3 separate regions of the Mus musculus genome follow, and regions 1 and 3 are each linked to region 2. A link is a loop called in an ENCODE intact Hi-C map of the cell type or tissue named here. Cell type or tissue: left cerebral cortex. All regions are shown on one strand. Links, peaks and the distances in the headings refer to the core of each region. The heading gives the core; the rest is flanking DNA. Region 1 has its middle 9.1 kb from the start of Lelp1. Region 2 has its middle 12 kb from the start of Sprr4. Region 3 has its middle 9.0 kb from the start of Sprr2h.

Region 1 (10,997 bases), core at 1,993-9,992, 360 kb after region 2:
CTGATCAATTTATTACATATTTAATCACATTTACCCTCATAGAAACATGTAAATTAGTATTAGAACTTGCGGTAATACTGTCAGTGGAAATAGCAAAAGAATATCTTAGGTTTGTATTTCTTTTTTGTTCAATTTTTCTAATTGTGTTTTCAAGGAATCTGTACTTTCATCATTATAGAATTTATTTTTATGAAGTTGTGTATAGGTGCTCATTATCCTTTTGAGTAATGATGTCATTTATAAACTATCTTCACTGTTAGTATATATATATATAATGACGGCTCCATTTGTATATAAGGTACTCAGGCTGCAAGTAATGAATTTTCTCCATTTTTATTTTGTACAGTTATATAGTGAATTTTAGACCTTTTCATCCCATCTGTTTCCAACTGTCACTCATCTTAATGACTCTTCTCTTCACTTTTTGTGTGGCCCACTTAATTTAGAGTCAGAGGGAAGTCAAAAACACTGTCAATAAATTTCTAATGTTCTTTTTTACTAGTTTTTTTTTTTTTTTAGTTAGTTAGGGTTTCCATTGGTGTAAAGAGACACCATGATCAAGGCAACTCTTATAAGGACAATATTTAATTGGGGCTGGCTTACAGGTTCAGGGGTTTAGTCAGTTCTCTCATGTCTTTGTTTCAAAAGGTCATTAGGCCTAACTTCTTATGCTTATGTTCTGCTCCTGTAACCAGACTATTTAGCACACCAAATCCCCTACTTAGAACTCCTTTGCCCATGAACTGTAAAAGTCTCGTCTTCCTTATATCTGATGCTGACCTCTGGAACCCTACCTTAGAAGGAGGCAGCTCAAGTACATAAATAAAAAGCTTGCTTTAATTAATTGCTTGTTTTAATTAATTTGGATGTGGTAATTTGGGTCAATTGCCTTTTTCCTCTCATCATTGGGATTAGCACTAGCCTGAGCCCTTTTGCTCTAGACTCAGACACACTGGGATATACTAGACGTTTCCTGAGCTTCGGACAGTCCAGTTTCTCTGAACAGAGATGGCAAGCTTGCTCATTACATAGAAAATTCTAGTTTAGTCACTGATGCAGGACTAGTATTTCTCAAACTTTCTAGTAAAAGAGCAATGAAAGAAGAAACACAGCCCAAGGATCTGAAGCGGTCTGTTGTGACTCTTGAAACCCAAAGTACCTCTGGGTATAGGAAAAGCAGTAAAAACCTGACAGAGCAGGCTGTCAGAGCAGGCTGCTGGGTGTACAAGGTTGAAGGTAATTTCATTTCCTGGACATTTAGCCCCTTTTCCTCACTTCATCTTGTACTCTCTGCCAGCAAGCTCATTGCTGACTCAGGAAGGATTAGAATCACTTGCAGAAACCATTTTAAAGAATATAAAAAAATTAAGTAAAATTTCACGACATGCTTGGGTGACATCAATGAAAGAATATCTTTCTATAGTTCTTTGTTTAGTGAGGTTGCATTATGTTACAATCTTTCTTAGCTTATACCATCTCACAACCCTCTAGGATCTATTCTTAGTATATCAGCAGTTTGAATTTGTGGAGACATGGCACATTGACTGGGGATGCCTCAGGTAATTTCTCTGGGGATTTTTTTTTCTTTTTTTTTTTTTTTTGGCATGTGAGGACACACACACACAGAGGTGGCCCTTGGAGCCTCCCTTTCTTTCTCTAACACTTTCCCTCTCTTCTTTTACCCATAAGTCTTTCTCAAATTCTCATTATTTTGAAAATAATAATGCTTATTACACTTTTTGTTATAAAATTAGTCTTTGCTAAAATTTGAGCATAGATTCCTTGAGTATTTATGGTCTGTGTGATCTGCTCCTTTACCTGCTTTGGTCAGATTTTCCCAGGTAAGTCTACTAGGTAGACATCCTACCTCACAGGTATAGGGCTACATGGAAGAAAGGACCTCGAGGATGAAAAAGACCTGTAGGACCAAGAAAAAGTCAGTGTTGAAAAAGAAGGCTCTGCTCTTCCTGCTTAGATGCACAGGATTGGATGTAAATTCCTTTTCATAAAGCAGTCCTGAAGAAGGTAGAGGGGTACAATGCCAGTTTGTGGGCTGAAGCTAAGGGCACAGCAGTGTTTCAGCAGGTGAAGGGGTTAATTCGGGTCTGGAGATCAGGAGGGTTCCTGGAAGAACCACACACCTTATTCCTGATGGGAGCCTTCTTACCTCATCCCCACAGCGGCCAAGCATCAGTATGCCTGCCTTCCTCATTGTTTCTCTACTCAGCAAGTCACATAGGTCTCTTTTTAAGTCATGAGCTTCCCTTGAGCCTCCATGAGGTCTAAGCCATCACTACATATTCCCCACTCTAAAATCTGACCTCTAATTGAGGTTCTCGATGTTCTTTGGATAAACAATCCTAATTCCATTTGACTTCTCCCTATATCAGTTCTAAAGATGCTGTGTGCAGTACGATGGGCCAGTTACTCAGAATATAGAACAGCCTTATAAGCCCTAGGAAAAAGCTGCAATTCCAGAAGCCCTGCCCAGAAACTTCCTTCTTATCTGTTCATAGCCACAAAACCCACCAAAAAATCCAACTACACTTGAAGAAAACTCAGTGATCTTACAGCCTTCTGCTCCACCCATCACCCATAGACACAGAATCATCTCAAGGGAAAAGTAAATGTAATGAGCCAAAAACAAGTCCAGCTGGAATTTCAAGTAAAGGGGGATTATGACTAGCATTCTCAAGAACTGGAGAGTTATCAGGAAATGCAGGGGAAACCCCTTGGCTTCCTTTGTAGACTAAGCCCAAGATTAAAGGACCTTAAGGGTCCTTTAGATTAAAGGGAGGCAGTAGCTGCTTCCTTGACCATACTTCCAGACCCTGTGGTTATCTGAAGTCACACACAACACAGAATTTGCTCTGCCTCCACAGAGTTGCAAATTTTTGAAGGAAAGGATATATAGTAGCTGGGAGAAACTTAAATTAAAGAGAAATTTTCTTTTTCTAGAGTTCTTTTCATCACAATGTCACATCTTTGATGAAGGCAACAAGATCTGTATCTACTTACTTCTTTAGACTCTCACAAACTGCAACAAAATGCACCTGTCCTCCAAACACAGAATTTATTATGACTTACATTATTCTCCTGAGTCTGAAAAAAAAAATCCCTGAGTAGTCATGTCTCTACTTTCTTACAGGGAATAGAGAAAAGTCACAGAGGGACAAAAGGGCCTAGGAGAAGGAAGGTCATGAGTAGAAAATTCTCAGAATGAGTCTGGAAGAAAGCAGGGGCAAAGCAAGGGTGAGATGAAGACCCTGCTCAAACCAGCGAGAACCATTTGTCCTCTTATCCTTGGAGCATGAGGTATTTCTGCCAAGTGCCAAACTGCACCTCTTTGACAAGTTCCTGGCCTTTTCTAACAAGAACTGACCACATAAGTGAGGTGAGGAGTTGAGGCTGCAGGCTTGGATGAACATAAAATGTGTCCTGCAAGTCTGTGCAAGGCCCTGTTTTGCCATTCTGAGAACAGAACTGTGGCCATGAAGTCCATTCTGGCAGAGGGTGCGAGGGTGCGAGTGTGTGTGTGTGTGTGTGTGTGTGTGTGTGTGTGTGTGTGTGTGTGCGTGCGTGCGATCTGTTCAGCTGCTATTTACTCTAAGAAATGCTTTACACTGAAACAATTGTTGCGGACTTCTGGAGATTTTATTCTCATGGGTTATATCTATTAATGTTTTTCCATTAAAATTTCAAACTAGAAAATTTTGATCACATTAGACACACAGAAAGAACAGCTGTCAATCACAGTTTTTACTTTGTATAGCATAAATAGAATTAAGCTAAAATAGAGTAGTAGGTAAGTAGCTCCACTAGCTGTTTGATAGCAAAGGCACCTCTAGCACCACCAGGTGGTAACTTCTGGTATGGCAAGATTAGAGCCATCTGATATGTTTAAAAAGGAGCACAAGACTAATAGAGGCACACATGATGACAAGATTAACATTCTTAACTATGAGAGGTTGCATAAGTTTTCTTCTGGACCCTTGGTAAGGGGAAGGAAAAGACAAAGTATCCATCCATAGAAGTTGCTGGAGAACTAAAGCCTGTAGTAGCTTAAGTGGAAAGGTCTAGCCATAGGAAACCCTAAAACAATAAAGAATCCCCTCTACCACGTCCTTGCAGATCATGTTTTCTTAGCTTCTTTCATGGCCTCTGCATCCCCAGACTTTACCCAAATTGATCAAATTCATGTTATATTTCAACTCAACCTAAGCATCAGTAACTACCTCTACTCCCACCTACACTGTCCTGGACTGGGTATCTAGTCTCTAGTATATGTTCAGTGACGGTAAATGAACTTCACTTGATTCTAGAGGTCAAAGATGCCTGTGTTAACATAGATAATGTTTTCATCATGTGTACCTAAAGTGCATGAAAGATCTAGTTTCCTAGCTTTACAATCTCTGAAGACAGTTTATTAGTGATGGATGAACATTTCACCAAATCCTTTCTTCTTGTCTCCTACCAGACAGCAAAGAGAATCTGCCTCTACCCACACTCCCTCCCCCAACTTCTTCAGAGAAAGAGACATGAGACAAGTGCAAAATTTAGAGTCCTTCCCAGAGCATGCTGCAACCTTTCTATGGCTCTGCAAGCCCTTCAGGCATACTAGAGCCCCCTCACCCAGCCTGGGCTCTGACACATTGGATAATTATTAGAAATAAGGAAAATGAAGGCCTAAGTCACAGCATGATTCCCTCAGACGTGAGCCAGAGCTTTATATAGCCCCATCCCCCTCTGCATCATTGCATTGTCCTGATGGTCTCAACCTGGATAGCAAATGCTTAGAGAGTAGGGATGTTTAATCCTGACTCTTAACCAGCTCAAAATGTCATTCATTAACACACACAAGCCCCCCCCCCCCCAGAAGAAATAGCTCAGATTTTAAAGTAAGCAGATATAGGTTAAATGAAGAAATTTGTAAATATGTCTAGATGAAAAAACAAATAGTCTGCATAATCAAAAGAGGTCAAAAAGAGAGAAAGTGTGTGTGTGTGTGTGTGTGTGTGTGTGTGTGTGTGTGTGTGTGTGTGTTTTCTACATCCAGCAAACAAAATGTTAGAAGCAAAACAAATACAGTTGTCATCAGAATTCTACTTCGATGAGGATTGGTAATTAATTTTTAATTGTGTGGTATGCTGCATAATAAATACATCCCAAAAATGTCCCACCCTAATCCCTGGAACTTTTGAACATGTTACCATTACATTTCAGTTAAAGGTTCTGAGATTTGAACACTGAGTGCATTTGACTACATAAATGGGATCATGCAGTATATGTTTTACCAAAATCCACACAGATTTGGAGATAACAGAATATTCTTCTTCCAAAGGCTGAATGGTATTCTGTTGTGTATAGTTATCACATTTCTCAAATCCACTCATCTAACAGTAGCCATTTAGGCTGATTCCTGATCTGTTGTTGTTGTTGTTGTTCCTGCTGCTGTTATCTACTTACTTTATTTACATCCTGATCCACCTTTCCCTCCTTCTTCTCTTCCCAGTTTCTCCCTCTTGCTGCCCCCCTCCTCCCTCCACGCACTTCTTCCTTTTTCAAAAGAGAAGTGATCTGCTGTGGATATCAACCAGCCTTGGCATATCAAATTACAGTAAGACTAAGCATCTTTTTCTACTGAGGATAGATGAGGCAGCCCAGTTAGGGAAAGTGATCCAAAGGCAGACAATATAGTCAGAGTCAGCCCCTGCTCCTGCTGTTAGGAGTCCCATATAAAACCAAGCTGCACAACTGTTAAATGTGTATAGAAGTCTAGGTCATATGTATGCTATCTGGTTAGCCATTCACACTCCATGAGCCTCTATGGGCCCAGTTTATTGATTCTGTAGGTTTTCTTGTTGTGTCCTTGACCTCTCTGGCTCCTTCAATCCTTCCTCCCCCTCTTCCATAGACATCTCCAAGCTCCATTTTAATGTTTGGCTGTGGGTCTTTGCATGTGTTTTCATTAGTTGCTGGGTGAAGCTTCTCTGATGATAGTTATGTTAGACTCCTGTTTGCAAGTATAGTAGAATATCATTTACAGTGTCCAGATGGGCTCCTTCCCATGGCATGGGTTTCAAGCTTGGCCAGCCATTAGTTGGCCCTTCCCATAACTTCTGCTTCACTTTTTACCCCTGCACATTTTTTAGGCAGGGCAACGTGTGAGTGTAAGGTTTTGTGGCTGTATTGGTGTCCCAATCCTTCCACTGGAAGTCTTGCCTGGTACAGGAGATGACTGGTTTATAACCCCCATTGCTAGCTAGGGTTACCATCATAGATTCCTGTAAGTTTCCATTGTCATAGGTTTCCCTAGGAAATCGCCCTCTCCCAATCCAGTTGTTTCTCCAAGTACTCTCTCCCTACTTCCTCCCCCGACTTCATCTCTCCCATTACAATTAAACAGGTGAGAGAAATGAACAAAACTGTTTACAACCTGAAAACGGAAATGAAAGCACTGAAGAAAGCACAAACTGTTTCTACATCTTAGCTACTGTTTGATAGGTAGAGCGAGTGGCTATTATCTGAACCTGTGCTGCCATCTGGTGGCCATTAAGAAAACAACATTTGGGGCTGGAGAGATAGCTCAACTGTTCAGAGTGTGTACTGCTCTTCCAGAGGAAACCTATTTGATTCTCAAGATGACGTCAGATTTTTCCGAGGGATCTGAAGCTTCTTGTTTCTGTAGGCAGCTTCGTGTATGTGCATCTACCTACACAGAGACATGCACATACATAATATAGAAATGAAAGTAAATGTTTCAGCCTCCTCTAATTTTATGGTGGACTTATGAAGTAAACGTAATCCAGAAAATAGTAAGAACCATTTGAAGTCATCTAAACACATCTCCAGATGCTAATACTCCAATACTAAACACAGTGAGGAAAACGTATCCTGTTACTCATCTTCCTTCCACACACAAAGATTTTCTTTTCTCCTCTGTGCTGAGCTTCCAGCAATTATTCCAAATACACTGAATAATCTTCCCTCCATGTCTGCTCCCTGTCTTAAGGGACATGGTGCAGTCAGCTTGTGCCCTTCGCTGGACTCACAGAGCACAGCAACATGAGCTTAGCAGAAAACCTTGGAAAGTGGCCTAAGGCAGATTGTGAGTCATGGCAGGGAAGGGAAGGACTCCCCCCTTGAAGAATGATTCCATTTACCCACCAAAGCCTCCTTCACATAGCCCTTACCTAGGTGCTTCCCTTTCAGGTCCTAGTAACAGTTTCTCCCTTGTTCTTGGAGCTCTTAGTAGATGGGAAAATGTGTGTTTGTTGTAAGAAGTAGAAATTTATGGTAAGGAAAATTGAGCTCCTAGGTAGGGGAGACATTGGAAGTTCCTTTCTGTTTGGGACTCTGGAGCAGATGAAGCTCTTTCCAAGACAGATCCATGGTGACTGTAGATTCCAAGGTTCAGAGTGCTGCCTTGCCTTGTTGTTGTTAGCCTGATACAAATATCTTAATGATAACTTCTGGCGCTTAGAGAAGACCCATGCCCACCTGGAATCAGCTGTCACTCTTTAGACAATTCATTTAATTCTTATCTCATCTTCCATATCTATCCTCAAAGAATCATTAAAACATCTCAAATTTGAGGCCCCAAGTTGGCAATAAAGAGGCTAAAAAAAGTCCCTCCTCTGGAGCAAGGGCTCTGTGTGAGAAAGGAGATGCTTTGCGAGGGTATGCTGGGTAGCCTAGAGAAAGCATCTCTTAACCATAGCAGGAGGTGAGGGGGAAGAGAGGGGAATTCTGCATGAAAAACAGATTTTTAAACTATAAAGAGGGTGTAAAAATAGATACCATTTAGTTGAAAGGGCAAAGAGGAAGGCTGTTTCAGTTAGAGAGAATGACTCAAAGCTGTTTAAATGTTTGATTGATGCTATGATTTTACTATTGAGAGTAGCATGCTAGGTTAGGCACTGGGCACTGGGGAATCAAAGATAAAAAAAAAGTGAATTAGTTCTCTAGACCATCAAGTGATGGAAATAGATTGAGAATTCTCTAACTGCAATATGGTGATTAAAAAAAAATATCTCAGAGTGCACCAGGCCTTATAGTCCAGACCAGGACACTATGCCCAGCAAGTTTAAAGCTATCCTAAGTAACTTAATACCCTCTCACAAAACAAAAAAGAGAGCTGGGAGTACAACTCAGCAGTAGAACACTGACCTACCCTGTGTGAAGCCCAAGGTTTAATCTCTATTACAATATAGATAATAGATAGATAGATAGATAGATAGATAGATAGATAGATAGATAGATGATAGATCCAAATGATCAGGCTGGTTGCTTTAACTAGCAGCTTGGATCAGATAAATGTTTAAGGTAACTTGTTTATGAACTTCAAGTTAGGGATGGAAGAAGCTGAACATGTCTGGCAGAAAATAAAGTGTAGTTTCCAAAAAAACAATCCAGTAAATTTTGGGAACTGCAAGTAGTCTAATCCCAGGAATGATAAGAAAAGTAGAAAACTAGTCTGAATCTTTGGGCCATATTAATAAGGCTTGAATCATCAAGTTTTGTAGTAATATTAAGCATTCATTTTATTAGAAATCCATCATAACCATATAACAAAGCATAAAATTGGGGTAAGGAGGCAAGGAGATCTATGACAATGATGCTGGGTCAAACATAGTCCAACAGGTAATAGGACTGACTAAGGTAGATGTATACTTCACAAACACTGGTCAAGAGCCTGTGACTTAAGAAATGTCTGGAAAATCCTAAGGGCACAGGTGCTATGGACGGAGCCAGCATGCTGCATTAGACCAATAAAAACTGATACAGCAGTTTTATTGGATAAGGTATTGTTTGGAGTTTGGGGCTCACAATAAAGAACATGTTAGGAAAGACCAGGTAGAAGAATTCTGATTTTGTTGAATCAGTTTGAGAGGATGAGAGAGGAAAGAGTACATGTGTGGGACTTCTTTGGCTTTGTTGCAGTGAGATACAGAATGAGATGAACTGCAAGAGTATGAGGGGCAAAGAGACTGGAAGTGGGAAGTCTTCTCAGAGAAGGATGATCTCAGAAAGAATAGAAGACAAGGCTAGAGAAGCAGGACCCTATCCAGGTCATGGGGCACAGAAGAGAAAGGGCTGGGAAAAAAAAGCCACAGCAGCCTCAAATATCATAGTGAAATCAAACGATAAATACAGTACAAGCGCTACAGAGGTATCATAGACCTTCCTTCCCCCTTCCTCCATACAATGAGCATAAAACATCACTAACAGTAATTGAAGAAAGAAAGACAGACACACGCAGCTGTTGTGCAGGCAAACACAGCTCACAGAGGATCCCACAAGTCACATATGAGTCACGGGGAAAGGAAAACTGGTGATAGCTTTGATTAAACTCGTGTCCAAGAGGTCCTCTGAGGGTGTGAGGATGAGGTGGTCTGATCCAACAGAAGAAGCTAGAGAAGAACCTGTTAAATGCCTGTAGGGGAGGGAGACAGAGGGAGAGGAGAGGGAGAGAGGGGGAGAAGAGAGAGAGAGAGAGAGAGAGAGAGAGAGAGAGAGAGAGAGAGAGAGAGAGAGAGAAGAAGAAGAAGAAGAAGAAGAAGAAGAAGAAGAAGAAGAAGAAGAAGAAGAAGAAGAAGAAGAAGCAGCAGCAGCAGCAGCAGCAGCAGCCGAAGCCTTTGCTAGTGTTAAAAATTCCAGGGCTGGAGACATGGTTCAAAGGTTAAAAGCACTGTCTGCTTTTCCAGAGGTCCTGAGCTCAATTCTCAACAATGTATCACATAACCATCTATAGTGCAATCGGGTGCCCTCTACTGGCCTGCAGACATGCACACAGGCAGAATGCTGTATACAAATAAATAAATCTAAAATCTAAAACCAACCAACCAAACAAACAAACAAATACCCTCCAGTTAAGCAATAGAAGGGAAGGGGGCCCCTAAAGGGAACAATCTATTTCTTGCTCTTAGTGCTGGGACTCCAAGTGGCTTTAACGTGTGTGGGCCTGTGCATGCTGCCACATGTGTCTTTGTGAGTTTATGGGCATATCATTCCTATCTATCTGGAAGAGACTTTTTCCTTGGAGTCATCACAAGCTCTGCTTTTTATTCATGGATTCAAGGGAAGCTGAGTTGGGGCTGGTAGCGTGGCCTGTTCCAGGAAGATTGGGGCCGGGGGTGTGGGGTGTGGGGCAGCAAAGCTACACGCAACACATCTGTATCATACTTCCTTCTCCCAAGGCTCAGTGAATATTACAGAAGAGGTGCAGGAAGAGTAGAAAAGAGGGGGAGGACTAGAAAAATAACATCTTCAGGACATAGCAGGGCTGTTGCACTCATTAATTCAATAAGCTATGGCTTTGTGTACAACACCTGTACAAGATCAAGTCAGTTGATGTCTCCGCACAATGAGGGGAAGTTCATAAGCCCCACCCCTAGATGAGGAGATTTGGTCAGTTGGGGTGAAGGACATGGAAGAGGGATCCAGGGGGACTTGGAAAGAGCATCCCAAGAGAACATGATCAGAATATATTGTATACATGTATGAAATTCTCAAAGAATAAAGTAAAATGTAAACAGAAAGACTTAGTTGTAAAACTCTAAAAGGTAGTCCTAGTTATCATTGCCAATTATTGTAATCTTCATGGCCTTCTGGTACACACAGTGGAACCATGGAATGCTATGGGGCATGGGGGGGGGTGAGTGTCTTATGCACACCCATATACATGAATTCAGAGTCGACAGCAGGATGTCAATGTCCTCCTTCATCCTCCTTGGCCCTTTTGCCTTGAAGCATGCTCTCTCACTGAACCAGAAGTTCACCATTTCTGAGTCAACAAAAATCTCAGGATCTACCCGCCTCTCTCTTCTGGGGTTATGGGAACAGCCTAAGGATTCAATCTTCCATCTTCATACTTTGTAAAACAAGCACTTTTACTGAGACATCTCTCCCAGCCATCTTAGCTTTCATCGCTAAATTACTATTGTTTATTAATGACATTTATATGAACTGTCCTTACTCAAACCAGAAATTATGTT
Region 2 (10,997 bases), core at 1,928-9,927:
TTAATAGTTAGTGAAGTGAATATTAAAACAACTTCCAGATTTTTAAAAAATATTTTTTAAAGATTTATTTATTATGTATACAGTGTTTTGCCTGCCCTTAGATCCCATTATAGATTGTTGTGAGCCACCATGTGGTTGATGGGAATTGAACTCAGGACCTCTGGAAGAGCAAACAATACTCTTAACCTCTGAACCACCTATTTATTTTATGTATATGAGTACACTGTAGCTGTCTTCAAACACACCAGAACAGGGCATCAGATTTCATTCCAGATTGTTGTGGGCTACCATGTTGTTGCTGGGAATTGAACTCAGGACCTTTGAACAAGTAGTCAGTGATCTTAACTGCTGAGCCATCTCTCCAGCCTGCCATCTTTCAGATTTTTATCTTATCAGAGTAAGAATGGCTAAAGGTAAACTCTCATTTTTTTGTTGTTTGGATAGCTGTTATTTTCTAAGGATATTGTTTCTGATGGAGTGAAATGAAATATCAATATAGTTTTAATTTATATTTCCCTAATGGCTAAGGAAATTATTTTCATGTTTATTAACCATTTGAAATTTTTCTTTTGATAGCTGCCCAGTTTCCTTAGCTGTTTTGCTCACTGGATTATTTGGCGTTGGGAGATTTAGTTTTTTGAGTTTTTAATATATTCTAGATATTAACACCTGTCAAATGTATAATTAGCCAAAATCTTCCTGTCATTATGAAGACTGTGTCTTCAATACATTGTTTCTTTGTTTTAAAGTTCCTTTTAAATAGTATGCTATCCCTTTTGTCAAGTATCCTGATTATTTGAGTTTCTGAGTCCTGTGCAGAAAATCCTTAAATATGCCATATTTGAAGTGTTTCATTTATGTTTCCTTATAACAGTTTTAGGTATTGCAGTAGTAGTAACAAGTTTGAATTGATTTTTATACAGGATGACAGAAAGTGACGTATTTCATTCTCCTGTATGTGAATATCTGATTTTTTTTCTCACACAATTTGTAGAAGATATCTTTCTCTGGTGACTGTTTCTGTCATACTCCATTTGGTCTTTGTGCCACTACTATACTGTTACTATGGCTGTAGTATTATTTGAAACCAAGTGCTATGATACTTCTAGCATTGTTATTTTTAACATTTTTTTGCACTAAAAGTTTCTGGACATCTATATGTTGTATGCTTCTCTTTCCAGGTAGTCCCTTTGCTGCATTACACTTTTTCATTTCTACTTTCATGACATATGTGATACATGATTTTGTGTATCTATATAAATTAAAAAATTAGATATATGTCTTTCTGAAGCTGGCTTAATTCACTTAGCATGCCGAACATTGTTCTTTTTACTCAGAATTGCTAGAGTCATTCATGATCATTGTTGAATTTTGGAAATTTTCTTTCTTCTTCTGTTAAAGCTGTCATTAGAATTTTACTGGGAAGGTAAGCAATTTGCACTATGGCATTTTCACAATACTAATTCTGCTAATCCATCTTCCAGTGTTTATTTTTTCTCTTCCTATTTTTGTTTTCAACATTTTAAAGGTTTTGTAAAGCACTATAGAGGTCTTTTTCATTATTGATTGTGTTTATTATGGGGTACTGTTTTGAAGTTACTGTGAATGAATTTTCTTGATTTTTATATTAACTGTTGAAATATTTAAAAAGCTACTGATGTTTTGTATAAATTTTGTATCATGTTACTATGAGGAAATTCTTCATCATTACTAAGAGCTTGCTATTCAGTCATCAAAGTCTCTTCACTGTAAAGTCATATCATCTTCAAATAGGAATATTTTGATCTTTTATTTTCCTATTTGTTTTCATCCATTTCTTCCCCCATTTTTATTGTAATAGTTAAGAATTAAAACAGTATTGCAAATAAGAGTCTAGAGACTAGTTCCTGATTTTAGAGGAAGTATTATTGCCCTGAAAACAAGCCTGTGCAGTTATATTGTTATCTGAAAAAGGCGACCTCAAATCCAAATGAGTCATAGCCTAGGAAGAAAATCACTTTATATTAACAAAGGGAATAAATAATACATAGGAAATCTCACAAAGCTTCATCCTTCACAAAGAACTAGAGTCAGTTGCGACAATATTGGCACAGGACAGATTGTTCTTCCCCAGGGCACACCAATGTGTTGACAAGTGCTAAATGGTCATCCCTATAGATATACATACAAGTAACTTTATAAGAACCATGCAGGTTTATTTACAAACACACACACACACACACACACACACACACACACACACACCACCAGGTTCATACCAGATTTGGAGTGAGTGCAGAGGCAATCAGATCTCTATGGATTTAAAACCAGCCTGGTCTACATAGTGATCTCTAGGACAACCAGGGATATGTAGAGAGTCTCTAATTAAAAATATACAAATAGAAGAAGAGGAGGAGGAGGTGAAGGAGTAGGAGGAGGGGCCATAAATTTGAAGGAGAGCAAAGATATATGAGATAGTATAAAAGGAGGAAAGGAAGAGCAAAATCTTGTAATTATATTATAATGTCAAAAATAAATAATAATAATGATAATAATAATAATATAAAAGAAACAGAAGTAAAGAAGGTATATGGGCCAGTAAATTGAGTCAGTAAGTTAAAAGACTTGTCACTAAATCTGACATCCTGTGTTTATTTTCTGGACCCCATGTGATAGAAGAAAATTGACTCCTGTTAGTCATTCTTTGACCTCCCTACATCCATTGTAGTATCACCACACACACACACACACACACACACACACACCAATAAATAAAAGTAAAAAAGTAGGGGGTACAATAATTCAAATCTCATATGTGAATATCATCATACCTGATTCCATAAATCAAATATTCCTGGATATGAAAGCATAGACTTTTTTCAGTACAATAATGTTGGGTGGTAATACTTGACTCTCACCAACAGATAAGTCACCTAGCTCCCCCAAAATATTGACAAAGAAACTTGATGGTAAATGACACTTAGATGGAATGGATTTAACATAATCTGTACCACATTCTACCCAGTAGCTGCAGTAAGCATGTTCATTTTAGCAACTCATGGAACTTGCTCCAAAGTAGAACATATCTTAAGACACAAAGTAAGTCCTAAAAATATAAGGGAATAAAAATGTCTTCTTTTCTATCATATAACAATGGAATATAATTAGAAATCAACAGCAACAGAAATTACAGAAAATATGCAAACTCAAGGAGATTAAAAAACACATTATTGAATAATGAATGGCTCACTGAAAATCAAAATGAAAAAATTAGATATTTACATTGAAGCAGAGTCTGAATGGTAATAGTGGTTTAACATTCCATCCTCTCTGAATTCCTTATAGAAATGTGAGTCTAATTCCTAATAGCTGGCATAAATTTTTCTGAAGACTGACTGAATACCATGAACCAAGAAACAATTAAACAAGCAGGAGTACTTTTTTACACATAGACAAGATTCACAGACAACAGTCACACTGAGCTAAATGAGATGAAAATGACCTGAGTTTCAACAAAGCCTACAGTATCATCAATGCCAGGTGTCTCTAACTCCCTGAAGAATTCCAGGTGGTTAAAGTTGCACAAACAAGTAAAAGGCAGAGTCTACCAAACCCTGGCACACCCACAGGAAGGACTCCTTCCAGAGAATCCTGACTCCAAGTGTCCTGAAATTCTTCACAGACTCCTCCAGTACCTGGAGACATGTGGGAAACAGAAAAATGTGCCTAGCAGCAGACAAGGGTGGGTAGTACTTTACTCACCCAGGGTTGAGTATGCTGTGCTTTCTAGGCAGCCCTTTGGCTGGAACCTCCTCTACCTACAAAGGCTGATGGGCTCCAGGATAAGTCGATGTTAATGAACTCTAAGTTCACTGTAGCTCCAAGTAGAGAGTACTGGAAAGAGAGTCTGAGACCTGAGTTGCTGCCTTGGCTTTTTCCAGGTTCTCTCCTCTGGTTTTGGTCGAGCCTGTTTCTTACTCTAGGTCATGTTGTTCTTAACTTTTTGTGTGCAGTTTCATTTCATTTCATTTCATTTCATTTCATTTCATTTCTATAATACTCCAGTATAGGGAAATCTCTGCTTGATAGCAACTAATGTTTGACTTGCTGGGTTAATGCTCAGCTTCATTCCAGTTCTGACTCAATATGAAGTGACTCATTCTAATCTTTATTTAATATCTTCTCCAAGCTAGTCATGGTTATGGAAAATTTTAACACAGGTGAATTGGGAGGGAAAGGCCACCCACGTGTTTCTACAGAAGTGTAAAGAGAGCATAGAGAAAATCTGAGCTAAACATGAACTCTGTTGCCTCCACTTAACCAACACATACACATCTTTCCAGCTGTTTAAAAGCAGGCAGTCACTATAATAACAAGACTCCAGTCTAAACATATTTATCCTACACAATAGTCATTATTGCCAGAAAACATAAAGATTTTAGTTTTGAAAATGGTGAAAACAAAATTTAAGGAGGTAACCAAAACTTGGCCAACACCATCCAATTTTAGCTCAAGAGCTGAGATTCCAATGAGTTGGTGCTGCCATGGTAAGACAAATACATCAAGGCTTCATTCATATATGCAATCCAAATCACAGAGGCAGAAGCATTGATCAAAGGCTGCAGTGCTTCATGGGAGATGGTTCAGAAGACTGCAGTAATAGTGTATCATATACTTGGAAATCAGTGAGTAGACGTTACATAGTCTCATCACACACAAACACACACACACACACACACACACACACATTAAGCATTGTGGTAATGTGTAGCTTGGTGTAGGCATTCAACAATGTATATATGTATATCTTTCACAACATATATTTCAAAACATCATGTTGTATATACATATGTATGCACACATTATATATATATACACACACACATATATAAAACTTTTGCTCGCTAAACTTAATAATAGTTTTAATTTTAAAAGGAAAAAAAGATGTCAGCATTGGACAAATCTAAGAAAAGATATACCAAAATGTTCTATAACTTTATATAACTCTGAAATTATTCTAGAATAACACCTGTTTAATCTCTCTCTCTCTCTCTCTCTCTCTCTCTCTCTCTCTCTCTCTCTCTCTCTCTCTCTCTCTCTCTCTGTGTGTGTGTGTGTGTGTGTGTGTGTGTGTGTGTGTGTGACTTTCTCTGTACTGCCTTTCATGCAAGCTTCCAGGAAAAGCCTAAGTTTTTCTCCCTTCCTCCAGCAGAGGGAGAAGTTTTGATGTGGTTAACTGAAATGCTTAGTGCTTCTAATGCAGGTGTGACATCTATGGAATAAGCCAGGAAGTCCTTTTCTTTCTCATATTGACTTTGAGGAAATAATATATAAATGATAAAAAAAGTGCATAGGTTATAGTTTTCCTTGTGAAGTAGGCTGAGAGAGTCATGGTTTCTAGGTCTAGTAGACAGCTGTCAATTGAATTCTCCTTAGGGATTTATTAGAGTGTTTGTATTCTACTCTGCACCAGGGCCTTTGCCTTTGCAACCTGCATGTAGATGCAGTGTGTGTGTGTGTGTGTGTGTGTGTGTGTGTGTGTGTGTGTGTGCTCACATTTTAATCTCTTTATGAATAGTCCAAAACGTGTCACTAACATAAAGTCTTTTTTCCCATTGAGGCGTTGAAGAATTGGCTCAGCAGATAAGAGAATATGCTATATAAACATGAAGATCTGAGTTCAAATCCATGTAAAAAGATGGATGTGCACATCTGTAACTCTAGTGCTGGGTTCTCTGTGAGGAGAGGAGAGATTAGAGCATCACTGGGATCTGGATCCCAGGCAAATACCAGGTTAAGTGAGAGACCCTGCCTGAAGAGAATGTGCCCGAAAGTTGAACAGATTTTTCAGTTCAATACATTCCTCTAGATACCTCTTGAAGTAATCTTGGGTACTTAATAGAATAATGTTCTCTGTTCTCTCCCAGAAGGCTGGTGGCCTACAATCATGGGAAAAGTACAATGAGAAGGGGCATCAGAGGACCAGCAGTAACACATAAGAGTATGCCGACCAGGGTGTTCCCCCATGACTCCTTTTCAGGTGCTAACATAAAGCATGTGCAACTCAGCTTGAGACTAAGACCAAGCTCCTTCCACCTCTAGACTGGATCAAGGTGGACTCCCTTCTTCAGGGATGAAAGTCACCATTCTTTGGGAAGAAAGATAAAAGCAGTAACCAAGCAGTCTCCATGAGGACTCTCAGGGAACATCATGAAAGAGGGGGCAGAAAGATTGCAAAAACTGGAAGGCTAGGATATCTGATTGGGAAATAGTTTTCTTATATATGACAGGGAAGCTGCAACCATGAACTCCCAATACATGGTACCCCAAACAAGACCTGCACAATGAGAACACCAGTGGCAGGATGAAGGCTATGGCTCACTATCCACACCAATGCTCTTGAACTCCAGCCTTCCCCACTCCATGCCCACAAAAGGATCAACCTTTTTGTCTGTCAAACCCACCGCCACCTATGACTAGCAAAGTGTCCTCAGAAAGACTATGACTTTGATAGAGAAGTCACTGTATTCACCCCTAGTGGGAGTGTGGTCCATTATAGGAGGCCATAGGAATGAGACAAGGACCAACTAGTTGAAAGCCATCTGGGCCTAATTTTCTCTGCCAGTAAAGTGAGGTGTAGAGATCACAAAGGTCTCAACTAAGTCTCCCAGCTTGTGGATAAGTCACAGCATTCTGAAGAACAGATGAGGACAAGCTGTGCACACTCAATGCATCCAGGAGGTGGCACTCTGCCCTAACCACCTAGAAGGTTTAAAGGGTTTAGTACAAGGCCTGTGGTCAGAGTTGGGAAAGACATGGGTTATTTAGCCTCCCAAGCACCAACAGAAAGTCCTTGGGAGGAAATTATCAATTCCCTACAAACAGTCCTAATCCTGAAGTGTGTTAGCTCAGGGTGACTTTCCCATATTTCTTTATTTCCCCTATCCTATATACCTCAGTTTTTCATAGGTGGTCAAACATAGGTATACACATGTCACCATGGCTGTTGTGTATACAATGGACTTTAGTAAGACTTGATTTGGTCAGTGTCAAGTTTAACTATGAGGAGAAGTTTCTTGAGAGAAAGAGAACAGTTCTCAGAGAGCTCAGTATATTCATAAGGCTGAATTGTGTTCCAATTAACTAATGAACTACAAATCCCAGTAACTTAAATACAGTTTTACTTCCCACTCACCCTGCTCACCTCAGAGGGTTAACTCCATTCCTGCTACACAAGAATTCTGCTTCTGGATCCACACAAAGAGGGCACCGTCCACCTGGAGCATAGGCAGTTTTTATGGAAGAGAGAAAAGAACATGCTGAAACATAGTTCCTAATTTATATTTAATGGGCCAACACAGAAGTAGAAAATAGCCCATAAATAGGCTGAGAATGCCTAGTCCATTGGGATCTGTTATATCCTGCAGAGGGCATGAAGATGTAATCTCTTTAACACATCCATAGGAGGCACTGAAAACTTGTAGACCTTCTGGTCTGACCACATATTTAAAAAAATAAATAAAACATTCAGTGTTCATCTCACATGGGCCAGGTACCACAGTACATATGGTCATAATGGGGAAACTTTTGCCTCAAGCAGCTCCCAGTTGATGTAGGAAAAGAAGGGCAGATGTTCTATGAAAAAGCAACACACAAGGCAATAGGATTGGAGTTTCTTGAATAGAGTGGGGCACCCATGCATTGTAGGATGTGAAAAGTTCAAGGAAGAAACTGGGCAGTGCATAAAGTATGGTCAGAGAAATACTAGAGGTGGGCAAGTTAGGCAGAGACTGGCTTGTCCGCTGGAGAAAGCTTGCACATCATTTAAAAATTTAAAATATACTATGTACTGCACATGGTGCTGTGTGATTGGTACAGAAAGAAGAGGGGTGACTAGGAAGGGAGAAGACCAGTGTCTTCTCAGAGAGGGTCAAGTATGTCAGCCTTTTAAAACCATGTCAAGAACTGTAGGCCTGTGGGGAGGCCCTAAGGATCTGAACATGAAATGGGTTGGCTACAATTCATACAAAATTGTCAGAGATGAGGCACCTAACCCTCACAGGATTGGAGGCTCCAGGAAGTTTAGAGGTCTTGTGGGGTGAGGTGTGGGGACATCCACATGGAGACAGGGGTTAGGGAGGAGGTATGGGATGTGGAACAGTTGAAGAGTGGATGGGGGGGGCATAAAATATGGAGTGTATAGAGTAAATTAATTAAAATAAAATAAAACTAAACTAAACAAAAGAAAAGAAAACAAATTACTTAAAAAAAATTGTCTGTGTTTTCTCTTCCCATCCAGCTCAGGAGGAAGGGTGTGGGATGGATATGGAGGGGGTGTTTTGACACCTGCTGAGCAAATGCTGAGGTGATCACAATTCAGGGTGGCAGCAACTCAGAGCCCTGGGAAGCCAGGGTGAGAATTAAGGGTCTTGGTCCTTGCAGGGAGCTGTCTAAGAGTGATTCTGCTTTTCATCTACTGCAGGTAGTTCTTTAAGCTCTGGTTGGAAATCAGGGCACTAACTAGGGAGAGTAGCTAGGCCTCAGTCTCTGTGAATCAATCTGTTTGGTTTGATGCCGTTTTCAGCAACCATCACTGAGGTGGTCTGACCTAGAGGACAGCCTGAGCCCTATCATCCAGAATTCAGGAAACAGGCTCCCCACATGGGCTGTGCTATTCATGAAAGCAGCCTCTTCCAGAAAGGGAGCTTCCTTCACCATGAATGTCCTTGGCTGGATTTTAGCTGACACTACATCTGAGAGCTATGGAGGCTTCACTTTAAGCAGGGCCTTGCCAATTTTACACCCACCTGTGCATTTCTTGGAAAATCCAGTTATATCAAAGAAAATTAATAAGTAAATTTAGCAATAAATAAATCTTTAACAACCTAAAAATAATTAAAACAATATTTATAATAAATAATTAAAAGAAATAAGGCTAAGAAATAATTGTCCAGATCATGTGATGTAATTCTATGTTGTTTTCTTTTGCATTTTTATTTATTCATTTGTTATTACTTTGTTTGTATGATGCCTATGTGAGTTCAGGCCTACCATGTAGAAGTCAAATGATAACTTTTAGGAGTGAGTTCTCTCCTTCCATCATGTGGGCCCTAGTGATCTGAGTCAAGTTATCAGGCTTGGTGGCAAGAGTCTATACCTGATGAGCTAACTTGCCAGCCCTAATGCTCATTATTATCAAAACATTCTTTCCTATCTCATACCTTTTTAGTCCTCCCCCTACCATGATATCTGATTACCCTTTGCATTAAATCAGTTTCCTCATTCTTTATAGTCCCCCGGGCATAGTCTTACCACCATAGCTTATCTTCAGCAGGAATCCTGCTAGGTTAGTTTAGGCACAATACCCCTGATATCTCATCTTATTTTTATTGACTTTCTGTCCAAGGCTCCCACCTGCTACTTGAATATAGATTCCATCAGAGTATTTGCCTGTGTTATATTTGGAGTTGAGCCAACATGCTCTCCCTACTTCAAAACATACTCTAGTGGACCCTATGCCTATCCCAGGACACTGAATAAAGTTATCATTTTTATATAAATGTCAAGAATTTTTTACATCAGTAATGTAAATCACAAGAAAATTCTCAAAGAGAAAAAAAATCAGAAATAATAGGAAAGTCATATGATATACTTCTTAGGGGGTCCCTATTAAAATGGTTTCTTTGGTGTACTCTTACTCACTTGTTGTCAGTGGAGTTTCCCTTCTTAAAACAATTTCAGTATCTGGTTTACAAAGCTAAACCCCAGCAAGCCAGTCATCAGGAAATCAATTGCTTAACAACTTCATCAGCCTGCTAGTTGGTTGGTCAGTGAGCTTCGTAGTCAGGTAGCTATGCTGTGAGCTCATTTCTCGTGTATGCACTTAGCCTCATTTCACTCACCCACTGACTCATTTGCTGGGCAGAATCTTTTAGTTGCTGGAATTCTCAATTGCTTGTTAGTCTGTTAGTTGGCCAGTCACCAGTGACTAGAGTGTGAGTTCTGTCCTAAATATCCTTTCTTGCTCATAGGGAACTTGTACTTTTGCTGGGTATAAAAATTACTGACATGTATAAGATAGCCAAGCATTCTTAAAGTAAATATGATCTTCAAGTATATGGAATATAAAGGATAGACTGTAATAAACATCAAATTGAATTTGAGAATATAAGACAGTTCAGAAAGTACTAGAAAATTATGGGTTCAACTTATTAAGCCAAAATGAGATTGGAATGAAGGTTCAGGAACCATGGTTGATCCATTAGAGTACCTACATTCTCCTACAAGTTCCCAGATAATGGCTAACAAGCATCTGTAACTCCAGTTCCAGGGAATCTGACAGCCTCCTTTACCTTTCATTGGCACTAGGCATAGCTGTATCCAGGCAAACATACATGTAGGCAAAATGCCCATTTACATAAAGTAGTAAAGTAATATATGAATTTTTGAAAAGTTAAAGACAAATTATCTGATGCTGAATTTCTATTTCAGTTCATCCATAAACCTATTCATGCATCCAACTTATGGTTCATATTTATAGGCACATATATGTGTGACTGTCTAGATTATTTGATTATAAAAATGACTGAATGATAAAGACAAGTTATCTCCTAGGATCAAGGAATTTAGATTTGGTACTTAGTTTACAGACATCTTATAGTTTACAGAAGCATCATAAGCATATTACATGTGAAACATTCCAAACAGGTATAGATAAAACGCTTACTGTACTAAGGAGAGGAGGAAAACATATTTTGTAAAGATTTAGAGAACAGGGTTGTGGAGAAAGAGGTATTTAAAATATTTTCTTAGGTCTGGGAATATAATTTAGTAGTAGAAAATTTGTCTAGAATGCACATGTCCTTGAGTTTGATCCCACATAAAAGGAAAAAGGAAAGGAAAGGAGAGGAGAGGAGAGGAGAGGAGAGGAGAGGAGAGGAGAGGAGAGGAGAGGAGAGGAGAGGAGAGGAGAGGAGAGGAAAGGAAAGAGAGAGAGGAAGAAAGAAGAAAGGAAAGAT
Region 3 (10,997 bases), core at 1,914-9,913, 120 kb after region 2:
ATCAGCAGTAGAGGAGTGTTCCTCTCCACATCCTCGCCAGCATCTGCTGTCACCTGAATTTTTGATCTTAGCCATTCTGACTAGTGTGAGGTGGAATCTCAACGTTGTTTTGATGTGCAGTTCTCTGATGATTAAGGATGTTGAACATTTTTTCAGGTGCTTCTCAGCCATTCGGTATTCCTCAGTTGAGAATTCTTTGTTTAGCTCTGAACCCCATTTTTAATGGGGTTATTTGAATTTCTGGAGTCCAGCTTCTTGAGCTCTTTGTATATATTGGATATTAGTCCCCTATCAGATTTAGGATTGGTAAAAATCCTTTCCCAATCTGTTGGTGGCCTTTTTGTCTTATTGACAGTGTCTTTTGCCTTACAGAAACTTTGCAATTTTATGAGGTCCCATTTGTCAATTCTTGATCTTACAGCACAAGCCATTACTCTTCTGTTTAGGAATTTTCCCCCCTGTGCCCATATCTTCAAGGCTTTTCCCCACTTTCTCCTCTGTTAATTTCAGTGTCTCTGATTTTATGTGGAGGTCTTTGATCCACTTAGACTTGAGCTTTGTACAAGGAGATAAGAATGGATCAATTCGCATTCTTTTATTTTACATGATAACTACAAGTTGTGCCAGCACCATTTGTTGAAAATGCTGTCTTTTTTCCACTGGATGCTTTTAGCTCCCTTGTCAAAGATCAAGTGACCATAGGTGTGTGGATTCATTTCTGGGTCTTCAATTCTATTCCATTGATCTACCTGTCTGTCATTGTACCAGTACCATGCAGTTTTTATCACAATTGCTCTGTAGTACAGCTTAATGTCAGGCATGGTGATTCCACCAGAGGTTCTATACTGTTGAGAATAGTTATTCCTTGATATGATCCAAAATTCCATCAAAACCCATTATAGCCAACTGAGAAGCCAAACAAGGGTTAGATAGCTAAGAGCATGAGCCTATCATAATGGTAATAAAGCAACTGTTAGAAGTAAGAAAACATGAATACCATCAACAAAGCAATACTTTATTCAGTAAATGAAACAACAATGGTAACTACCCTGTCCAAGTGATAGGGATATTTTAAGATATCCTTTATGGACACTAAGGAGACATTTTCTGGTCTTCCCTCTGTAATCTTGAGATATTGAACCACTGAAGAAGGACCATTCTCAGTGGCCCCCTGACAGCAGCAGCATTGCAGTCTCACGTAAATTCTTCTCTATCAGATATCATGACAGGCATATGAGGAAGAATGATATCAGGGGAAATTCCTTTGCATCCATTAGAGGTTTTGAAGGGAAGATGGAGGTATTTCTATGGAGGTATTTGAGATCAATTTACTTCTTGTCTCTTGGTCCTGATGATGGTTGAATCTCTCACTTGTTCTTTGGTGGGCACTTTTCTTTGCAAAACTGGAGGAGGCCACTTCTGCTTCAAGAGGAAGAAAGACAAGGGTCAGGGAACTTTGAGGAGGACAGGGCTCTGAACAACTTTGTGGTGGATGGAGGAGGCTGGCAGAACTGCTTGCACTGCTGCTGTTGGTAAGACATTGTGATGAATTCTCAGGATCTGAAAGATGTTGCATAAGAGTGTTCACAGGTTATCAATATAGGGAAGATTGAGACTTGGAACACAGGTTCATTCCTTTCTCCAGGCATTCACATTATTCCTCAACTCTATTTTATGATATCCCAGCTTTTCTCTTTCCTGACAGGAATCTGTTTCAATAACATTGGAATCCCTTCTTTGTTTATTCCACCTTTTTTTTTTTTGAAGAGAATATAAATAAGACTACTTACACAAAGGAACACCAGGCAGGAAGTTTCAGGTTCTGGAAATGTAAGCAGTCTCAGAACCAATAAAAGTCTCTGTTTGTAGCATTCAAGCAGGTTGACTGGGTTTGTGCCATAAAGAATAATTCAAGTTTTAATAATACCTGAAAGGCCTGTGTCTTTGAAAATAACACCAAAATATGCCTGTGAAATAGTAATGTACTCTGTCACACTATTCACCAACTAAAAGGGAAAATCATCTACCACAGTGGACTATTATATCCATTTCTGGCTGCTAGGTAAGTACTGTTCATCTCCTGATCAAAAATGGACTCACCACATATATTCTCTCAAAATTTATGATAACGCATACGAAGACCATAAAACCTGACCAACTCAAGAATGACGCTCACCAGGTTCTCCAAAGTAATCCAGGAGTAAAGGACCAGAAGTCTGAAGACACACAGCCAAGGGCCCTTTATAGAAATGGCTGTTCTAGCCGGGTGCTGGTGGTGGACACCTTTAATCCCACACGTGGGAGGCAGAAGCAGGCAGATTTCTGAGTTCAAGGCCAGCATGGTCTATAAAGTGAGTTCCAGGACAGCCAAGGCTATACAGAGAAACCCTGTCTTGAAAAACCAAAAAAAAAAAAAAAGAAAAAAAGAAAAAAAGAAAAGACAAAAAGAAAGAAGGAAGGAAGGAAGGAAGGAAGGAAGGAAGGAAGGAAGGAAGGAAGGAAGGAAAGAGGGAAAGAATGAAAGAGAGAAAGAAATGGCTGTCCTGCTCAATGGCTGTCCTGCCCAATGCATGAACAACTGCCTGGTAATACACAGGTCCAATAATTTCCCAAGCAATATGCAAATCCATATATTAGTTGTATTGATAGGTATTCTACAAAATAGGAAATACCCTGTTCTAGGTCCTCATCACTGTAAACTGCTGTGACTCAGAGGGCCCACCTGTCCTCAGTTTCATTAATACTTCACTGATTGTCTAAGTTTTTTTTATTGAAAACAGTATTTCATTTTCTATGTTACAACACTCTTGTGCCCAAACTGATGTTTCATATTTGTTCGACACCAGCCTATTTTTATTTTGTGGATCAATACTCATTTACATTCTTGTTTTCTAGGTAAAATTTGCTTATTTTCTGAAAAAGAAAATCGATAAAGGGACTTTATCTGTGGTTTCACCTTCAACTTGACAATTATTGTCCCAGAGACAGGCTATGTCTGCTCCCTGGATTCAATGCTTTTCTGTAAACTACACAAAATAGTATATGTCCTTCATAGGGGAGGCTGGTGGCCTTGAGCCTTATCTTTTCCCTCTTCATGGCTGCCAACTCAAATGACATATTTGGGGCATATCTTCAGACTGCTCTCTGAAAATGTCTACAAATCTGTTGATTGTGACAGTAGCTCTGGTTAGAGGTACTATTGCTGCAATGAAATACCATGATCAAAAAGGTAAGGGAGTAGGGGAGGAATGGGTTTATTTGGCATATACTTTCACACTGTAGTTTATCATTCGAGGAAGCCAGAACAGGAACTCAAAAAATACTGTGTAATTTCACTCGTTTCAGCTCTAAGAATTTGATATCACAGAGCCTGTTAGGAAGATATTGGTTTCCATAGGAACAGTGTATGTGAGAGAGGGAACATTTTCTGAAAGTACACTAAGCTACAATATTTTCAATGATGTATTTTATATTCTAAAAGTTCTACATACAATTGTGTTTATGCTATAAAAGACAGTAAGTGGTTTAGGTATGGAATATACTGACTCTGGTATGAATGTTCAGCAATGTTTGCTTGCATCATGATACCTTACAAAATGAACAGTACGATCAAAACATTCAGAGTGGAAAGGTTAAAAGGTTCCAGTTGTCTGTAGTTCCTGTTCTCTTCCCCTTTTTTGGAGAAAGGTGGTATGGAGGGAGTTAAAAGGAGGGTATCAGGTGTGGAGGAGGTGCTAGGAAGAGATCCAGAATTAGTAGAGGGCATCTCTGGGATAGGGAGGCTGCCAGGAGTGTACAGGGGTGACCTTAGCTGAGACTCCTATCAGTGAGAGATATGGAGCCTCAACAAGTCACCTCCTTTACCTAGGTGGGGTTTCAAATAGGGAGGGAAGGGGACACTAAGTCACCAACACAACATTTTACCCAAAATGTCTCCTGCCTACAAGATGTGTAGGAACAAAGATGGAGCAGAGAAGGGAGTGGCCTCCAAATTATTGGCCAAAATTGGGACCAATCCCATGGACAAGAACCAATCCCTGACACTATTAAAGATACTCTGTCATGCTTGCAAACAGGAGCCTAGCACATCTGTCTGCTGAGAGGCTTCACCTAGCAGTCAATGGAAACAGATACAGAAATACACAGTTAAACATTAAATGGAGCTAGGTGAGTCTTGTAATTTGGAGGAAGGATTGAGGGACCTGAATGAGATAGGATCTCCAGAAGAAGACCAACAGTGTCAATTAACCTGGAACCTTAGGGGCTCCCAGAAACTGGACCACCAACCAAAGAGCAAGTATGAGCTGGACCTAGGTCCCCAAAACATATATAGCAGAGGTGCAGTTGGTCTTTATCTGGGTCCCCCAGTAACTGGAGCCTAGGCTGTCTTTGACTCTGTTGCATGCCTTTGGATCCTGTTCCTCTAACTGGATTGCCTTGTCTGGCCTCAGTGGAAAAGGATGCTCCTAGTTCTGCAGTGACTTGATGTGCCAGCATGGTTTGATACCCACAGAGGTAGGAGCTTCCCCTTCTTAGGGAAAAAATTGAGGAAGCGTGGAGAGGAGCTGTGTAATGTCAAAAGCAGACTGGCAGAAAGAGGGCTGCAATTGGGATATCAAATGAATAGGTAAATAAAGAAGTGAAAAATAATTAACTTCTACACAAAAGGTTCCAGTTGTTTATTTTGATAGTTTTTAAAGACCCCTAACACAATGATATCCACAGATAAAAGTCAATGAGTGAAGAGAAGTGACACCTCAAACAAATGGAACCAGGAGGCATCCTTGCATAGGTGACCAATAGCTAGGAAGAAACAATGAAGCCACACATAGAAGACCTAAGGGGTGTCCCTACTTGTAAGTAAAGCAAACAATCCACTAAGAAAGTTTAGCTGTAGATAAATGTACTGACTATTGATTCACAAAATTTTATCAAATAAGCACTGATTCATATGAGAAGACAGATTAATCAGCTACATAAAAAATAAGTAAATTGAATATTCCACTTTCATCCCTAGATAATCTTGCTGACAAAACATAAAAAAGGAGTGATAATAACAACAAAAAACTTCAGAATTAAAATCCATAATAGATCTTATATACTTAATAAAAATCTACAGAATATTCTATGCAACAACTGCAAACTACATATTATTATCAGGAGCTCACATAACTTTCCTAATAAATGTCATATTTATGATAGATAATGTCACATGTTAGGATACAAAACAAACCTGAACAAATATAAAAATTGACACTTTCTTGGGTTTCATCATTCCATAATGAAAATAATAAAAACCCACAGGAATAAGATCACTTATAGGTCATACAAACACAAGGGGATTTAATAATTCACTTTCAAACGATGAAAAATCAAAGCAAGGGATAAAACAAAGTTACTAGAAATTAAGCCTATCAGAACATATGAGATACAGCAATGGTAGTTCTAAATGAGTTTATTGCTAAGTGCCTTCCATATTAAATGAAGGATTGATATCTAAAACAAAGATAGAACAACAACAAAATCTCAAGTGACAAGAGAGATGGCTCAGTAGTTAAGCACGTTTAATTGCTCATGTAGGAAACCCAAGTTCATTTTCAAGCATACATATCTACCACATCTCAACTTCCTTGTTTCCATCAAGTGGAATCTGTCACCCTCTTCTGGCTTTTATAGGAAACACACTCACATGTCTAAAACCATACAGAGACATAGAGAGATATGCATAATTAATGGAATAATAGGGGGGAGGCATCAACCAAGAAAGAGAAATGGAGATTAACATAAAAGAAGAAAAAAAGAAGAGGGACCAAAACAACTATTTTTTGACAAGGCCTTAAAGAATTATATTATTTCATACTGTACACAGTGTGTGTGTGTGTGTGTGTGTGTGTGTGTGTGTGTGTGTGTGTGTGTGTGTGTGTGTGTGATATAGTAAAAATACAAGACTATCATGTCTCCAGCTGGAACTGACTTAAAAGCCCCTTTGTACAGTCTAGCTTCCATGGTTCCAGAAGCCAATAGAGAGAAGTAATTAAAAAGTTCCACACACCTGCATCACCTTTGAATGATAAAAATCACCAGGATAGACAGCTATGCATAAGGATACAATCAGGAATCACTTGTCTGGAATACACAAGACCTGCCTAATTGGATTTAGTTCTCACTCAGCAAGAAGAAACTCATGGCTGATATTGGAGAACAAGTCAGCTTCTGGTACTACTGAGGTAAATTTTCCAAGAGACACAACCTACCTAAAATAATTTCACCACTGGTACTTTTCTGGACAAGCATAGAGCCTTACTACATACTCAGTTTCATCTTTACACCCACAGATAAATGTGGGTATCATCCATCAGTAAACAAGTCCCCTTTTACCAAAAATTAAAAAAGAAAGAAAGAAAGAAACCACAGCAAACCACAACTGGACACAATTCAGAGACCAACAAATAATGAGGACTCCAAAACCAATGGATACATGTTGATACTTGTATATATAGTTCTGGGAACATCATCAAAGAAGGGGCTAAAAGGTTGTCAAAGCCTGAACACCAGGAAGTCTTCAGTAAATCATTCTCTCCTAGAAATAGCTGCAAAAAATGAGACTGAACAATAGAAGTATCTGTGGAGACATTGAGGAGAAGGGGATGATGTTTAGTGGAATACCAACCTAAGAGAAAAAACTACAGCCAACTAATAACTACTGGGAGAAGAAAAATTAGCAGGTTGCATGGAGGAGCACTCAATTCATAATGAAGGCTCAGAATTGAAACTATATATATATGTATATACGTATACATATGCATATGCATATACATATACATATACATATACATATACATATACATATACATATGCATATGCATATGCATATACATATACATACATGCATACATATATATATATATATATATATATATATATATATATTACCTAGTTACACTTATAAGCATTTTTATACACACACACACGAAACAAGGGTAAAGAAAAAGAACTTATTAATTTAAGAGAGGGTCAGGGTCAGACATGGGAGATATACTATGGAGAGCTGAGGAGGATCTGAAGTGAAATAAGGAATGTAGAGAGTAATGGTATTCTGTTACAACTAAAATATAATTAGATATAATTTTAAAAGGAAATTAAAATATTGTTAATGAAACAAAAAACTGAATCAAACAAAGGAATTGGAATGAGAGGCAAATACTTTTAAAAGGGTTTGGCACCATTAATCTTTCAACAACTCAACTTTAAATTAGTTTAAAATTCCATCCCACTCTACGCAGAATCACTATTAAAAATATTAAATCTCAACAAAGACTAATGTGGATAGGAATAAAGGAACTATTATTTACTGTTGGTGGTTGTGTAAATTGTACAATCACTATGAAATTCATTATGAAAAGTTTTCAAAAGGCAGTGATTGGAAGTAACCTACGGTTCAGGCTTGCCACTCCTGGACACACGCGCACACACACATGCACACACACAAACACAAACATTTTTAACTGACTACCGAGATACATTTGGTTCTGTGGCCTATAGACGAGTCTTCACTCTAAATCCTTTGGCCAGTGCAAGAGAACTTACCTGTTACTAAAATGATTACTTGACAAGATATACCCACTGGCATGACAATAGCACAACTGTATGGGAGTAGCCAGCCAATTTCTGTTTGGATTTCAGGCCTCTTCAATAAAATGAAATGCATACTTGGCACTGGTAAACAGGCCAAGAAAATGTGGTCAGCTAGGTCCTAGGCCTTGTGGCATAAGACAATACTGCTAAATGGACAAATGAACAAAAATTTCCTAATGACTTATTGCTATATGCATATTAATACACCAGTCATTTCTCATCAAAAAAGCCCCTTGAAGTAGATTATGAGCAAAGAGACCCTCAACTCTTCAAGGAAACAAAAAGTAAGAGACTTGTCTGTACTTAGCATTACCCTCATGGAAGAGTTGGCTTCTAAGAGACAATGGTAGAAAATGATATTTTCTTCACATAACTTGTCAATTAAACAGTGAACACACTATGAGACAGTGTGCAGAAGTCTTGTGAAAGCTCAAACCAGACAAAAACGTATTGTGGGAAAGAAGGGAGGTATGAAATCCACTACTAGTTAAGGAACGCTTGACAGTGGGTAGCTTCTGAGAGGAGTGTCACTTTTCTTCGATGATACAACCCTTGCTATGACTGCACTCCAGAGTGTACCTCACTTTTGAGAGTAACTGAACAATGCAAACTTGACTTTCTAGAGTCAAAGAACAAAAATAAAAAAAAAAAACCTTAAAGTTGGCAGGAATGAGGAGTGAAAACACAGTAAGTGAATATAGGGAGTTGGTGGACTGTGAAGTAAATGCATAGTATGAAATTCTCAAAGAATCAATTAAAATGTTAATTGAGTACCATCAAAATAATAGCAAGTCTTCACAAGCGTTTGAGTAAATTAAACACAAAATCTCTCACTTTGGAGTGTAGAGTAATCCATCAATTATAGAAATCAATGTGAAGTTTCCTTCAAAGAAATATCACAAAAGCAGATCTAGCATTTAACTGAAGAACATCAATTGGTATATTAAAAATATAAAAAGATTATACAATAGACTGCCTGCATATATATTTATATTTCAGCACTACTCATACTACATAAGTCAAAAAATCAGCCTATCATGAGTGAATTAATGGACTAAGAAAATAGTCCATTAAGTTGCTGGGGCTAAATGAAAGACTGTTTTATGCACAATGAAATAAAGTATGTCTCACACAACCAAATAATAAGCAGGGACAAGATAAGGATGTTCACTCTCCCCATATCTCTTCCATATAGTACTCAAAGTTCTAGCTAGAACCATAAGAGAACAACAAAAAAAAAAAGATCAAGGGGATACAACTTGGCAAAGAAGAAGTAAAGGTATCACTATTTACAGATGATATGATAGTATACATAAGCAACTCCCAAAATTCTAGAAGAGAACATCTACAGCTGATAAACAACTTCAGCAACTCCAATAAATCAGTAGTCTTTCTTTATACAAATGATCAATAGGCTGAGAAAGAAAGTGGGAACAACTCCCTTCAAAATAGCCAGAAATAATATAAAATACCTTGAGGTAACTCTAACCAAACAAGTGAAAGTTCTGTAGGGCAATTACTTCAAATCTCTCAAGAAAGAAATTAAAGAAGATTTCAGAAAAATGGAGAGATATCCCATGCTCATGGATTGGCAGAATTAACATAGTAAAAATGCCCATCCTGCCAAAGGCAATCTACAGATTCAATGCAATCCCCATCAAAATTCCAACACAATTCTTCAAAGACATGGAAAGAACAATTCTCAAATTCATCTGGAAAGGCAAAAAATCCAGAAGAGCAAAAACAATTCTTAACAATAAAAGAACTGCTGGAGGAATACCATCCTTGACCTCAAGCTCTACTACAGAGCAATAGTGATAAAAACTGTATGGTATTGGTACAGAGACCAACACGTTGATCAGTGAAATAGAATTGAAGACCCAGAAATAAAACCACATACTTATGGACACTTTATTTTTAATAAAGAAGCAAATAATATACAACAGAATAAAGAAAGCATCTTCAATAAATGGTGATAGTCTAACTGGCAGTTTGTATGTAGGAAAATGAAAATAGATTCATATTTGTCACCTTGCACAAAGCTCAAGTCCAAGTAGATCAAGGACCTCAACATAAAAGTTGATACACTTAATCTAAAGAAGAGAAAGTAGGAAAGAGCCTTGAACTCATTGACACAGGGGGAAATTTCTTAAACACAAGTCTAATGGCTCATGCTCTAAGATAAAAAATTGATAAATGGACCTCATGAAACTGTAAAGTTTCTGTACTGCAAAGGACATAGTCAATAGAACAAATTGACAACATACAGATGGAAAAAAAAAATATCTTCACTAACCCCAGATGTGATAAAGGGCTAATAACCAAAATATATAACAAACTCAAGAAACTAACCACTAAAACACCAAACAACCAACCAAAAAAATAGGGAATAGAACTAAAGAGAGGATTCACAACAGATGAATCTCAAATTGCAAAAAAGCACTTAAAGAAATGTACAAAGTCCTTGGTGATCAGGGAAATGCAAGCCAAAAACGACCCTGAGATTCCACATCACAGCAATCAAAATGGCTAAGATCAAAACCTCAGGTGACAGCACTTGTTGGCAAGGATGTGGAGAAAGAGGGACACTCCTCCATTGCAGGAGTGGGATTGCAAACTGGTACAAGCATGTGTCCTTCCCCCAGCCTTGAGCAGGCTAAATAGACCTTAAGTGCTTGCCACAGTTGGACCTTAAGACCCACGTACCCAAGGAGCTAAAGGGATCTGCAACCCTGCAGGTGCAACAACATTATGAACTAACCAGTACCCCGGAGCTCTTGACTCTAGCTGCACATGTATCAAAAGATGGCCTAGTCAGCCATCACTGGAAAGAGAGGCCCATTGGACACGCAAACTGTATATGCCCCAGTACAGGGGAACGCCAGGGCCAAAAAAATGGGAATGGGTGGGTAGGGAAGTGGGGGGGGGGGTATGGGGGACTTTTGGGATAGCATTGGAAATGTAATTGAGGAAAATATGTAATAAAAATATTTAAAAAAAGACGCACGTAGAGTCTTCTGCTTTGCTGCTCTTGCAATTTCCTACAGGAGTAGACTGCCCACTGAGCTTGCTTTGCAACACAATCCAGCTGAAACACATGATGGGTCTGTGAGTTTTTCCTATGTAAATACAGTGCTGAATTTTAAAATTGAGCCTTGATCAGAACCTTTGTCCTGGCTTCTTCCTTCTCTAACCCCTGTCCCTTTTCATTTCCATCCTGCACCCCCCTACAGCCCCCTTTCAGGTTAACCCAGTTTTCCAAGGCTGCTGGACAGCTACACAACCACTCTGGAAAACAATCTGGAGATTCCTCAGAAAATTGGAAATCGATCTATCTGAAGAACCAGTTATACCACTCTTGG

The links. A loop is a pair of places that touch in the nucleus more often than their neighbours do. Peaks named below come from ENCODE experiments on the same cell type or tissue, not always from the same donor. Only the 100,000 strongest peaks of a DNase experiment are listed, where the experiment ranks them.
Region 1: a loop joins it to region 2, with 8 times the contacts of the local background. A loop is called at or near these places in 21 of 42 quality-filtered maps.
Region 3: it touches region 2 in a loop (4-fold over the local background); 11 of 42 quality-filtered maps call a loop at or near these places.

The regions. Positions count from the first base shown.
Region 1 is chr3:92,146,377-92,157,373 of GRCm38, reverse strand. No RefSeq gene overlaps it. Among named protein-coding and RNA genes, the nearest start is that of Lelp1, 9.1 kb to the right of the region's middle. In left cerebral cortex, for the core only: CTCF peaks have their summits at 3,862, 6,544 (motif pointing left) and 9,777 (motif pointing left); DNase peaks (open chromatin) are centred at 3,860, 5,866, 6,552 and 9,812.
Region 2 is chr3:92,506,720-92,517,716 of GRCm38, reverse strand. No RefSeq gene overlaps it. Among named protein-coding and RNA genes, the nearest start is that of Sprr4, 12 kb to the right of the region's middle. In left cerebral cortex, for the core only: CTCF peaks have their summits at 5,197 (motif pointing right) and 6,707 (motif pointing right); DNase peaks (open chromatin) are centred at 5,183 and 6,710.
Region 3 is chr3:92,389,164-92,400,160 of GRCm38, reverse strand. No RefSeq gene overlaps it. Among named protein-coding and RNA genes, the nearest start is that of Sprr2h, 9.0 kb to the right of the region's middle. In left cerebral cortex, for the core only: a CTCF peak has its summit at 5,660 (motif pointing left); a DNase peak (open chromatin) is centred at 5,657.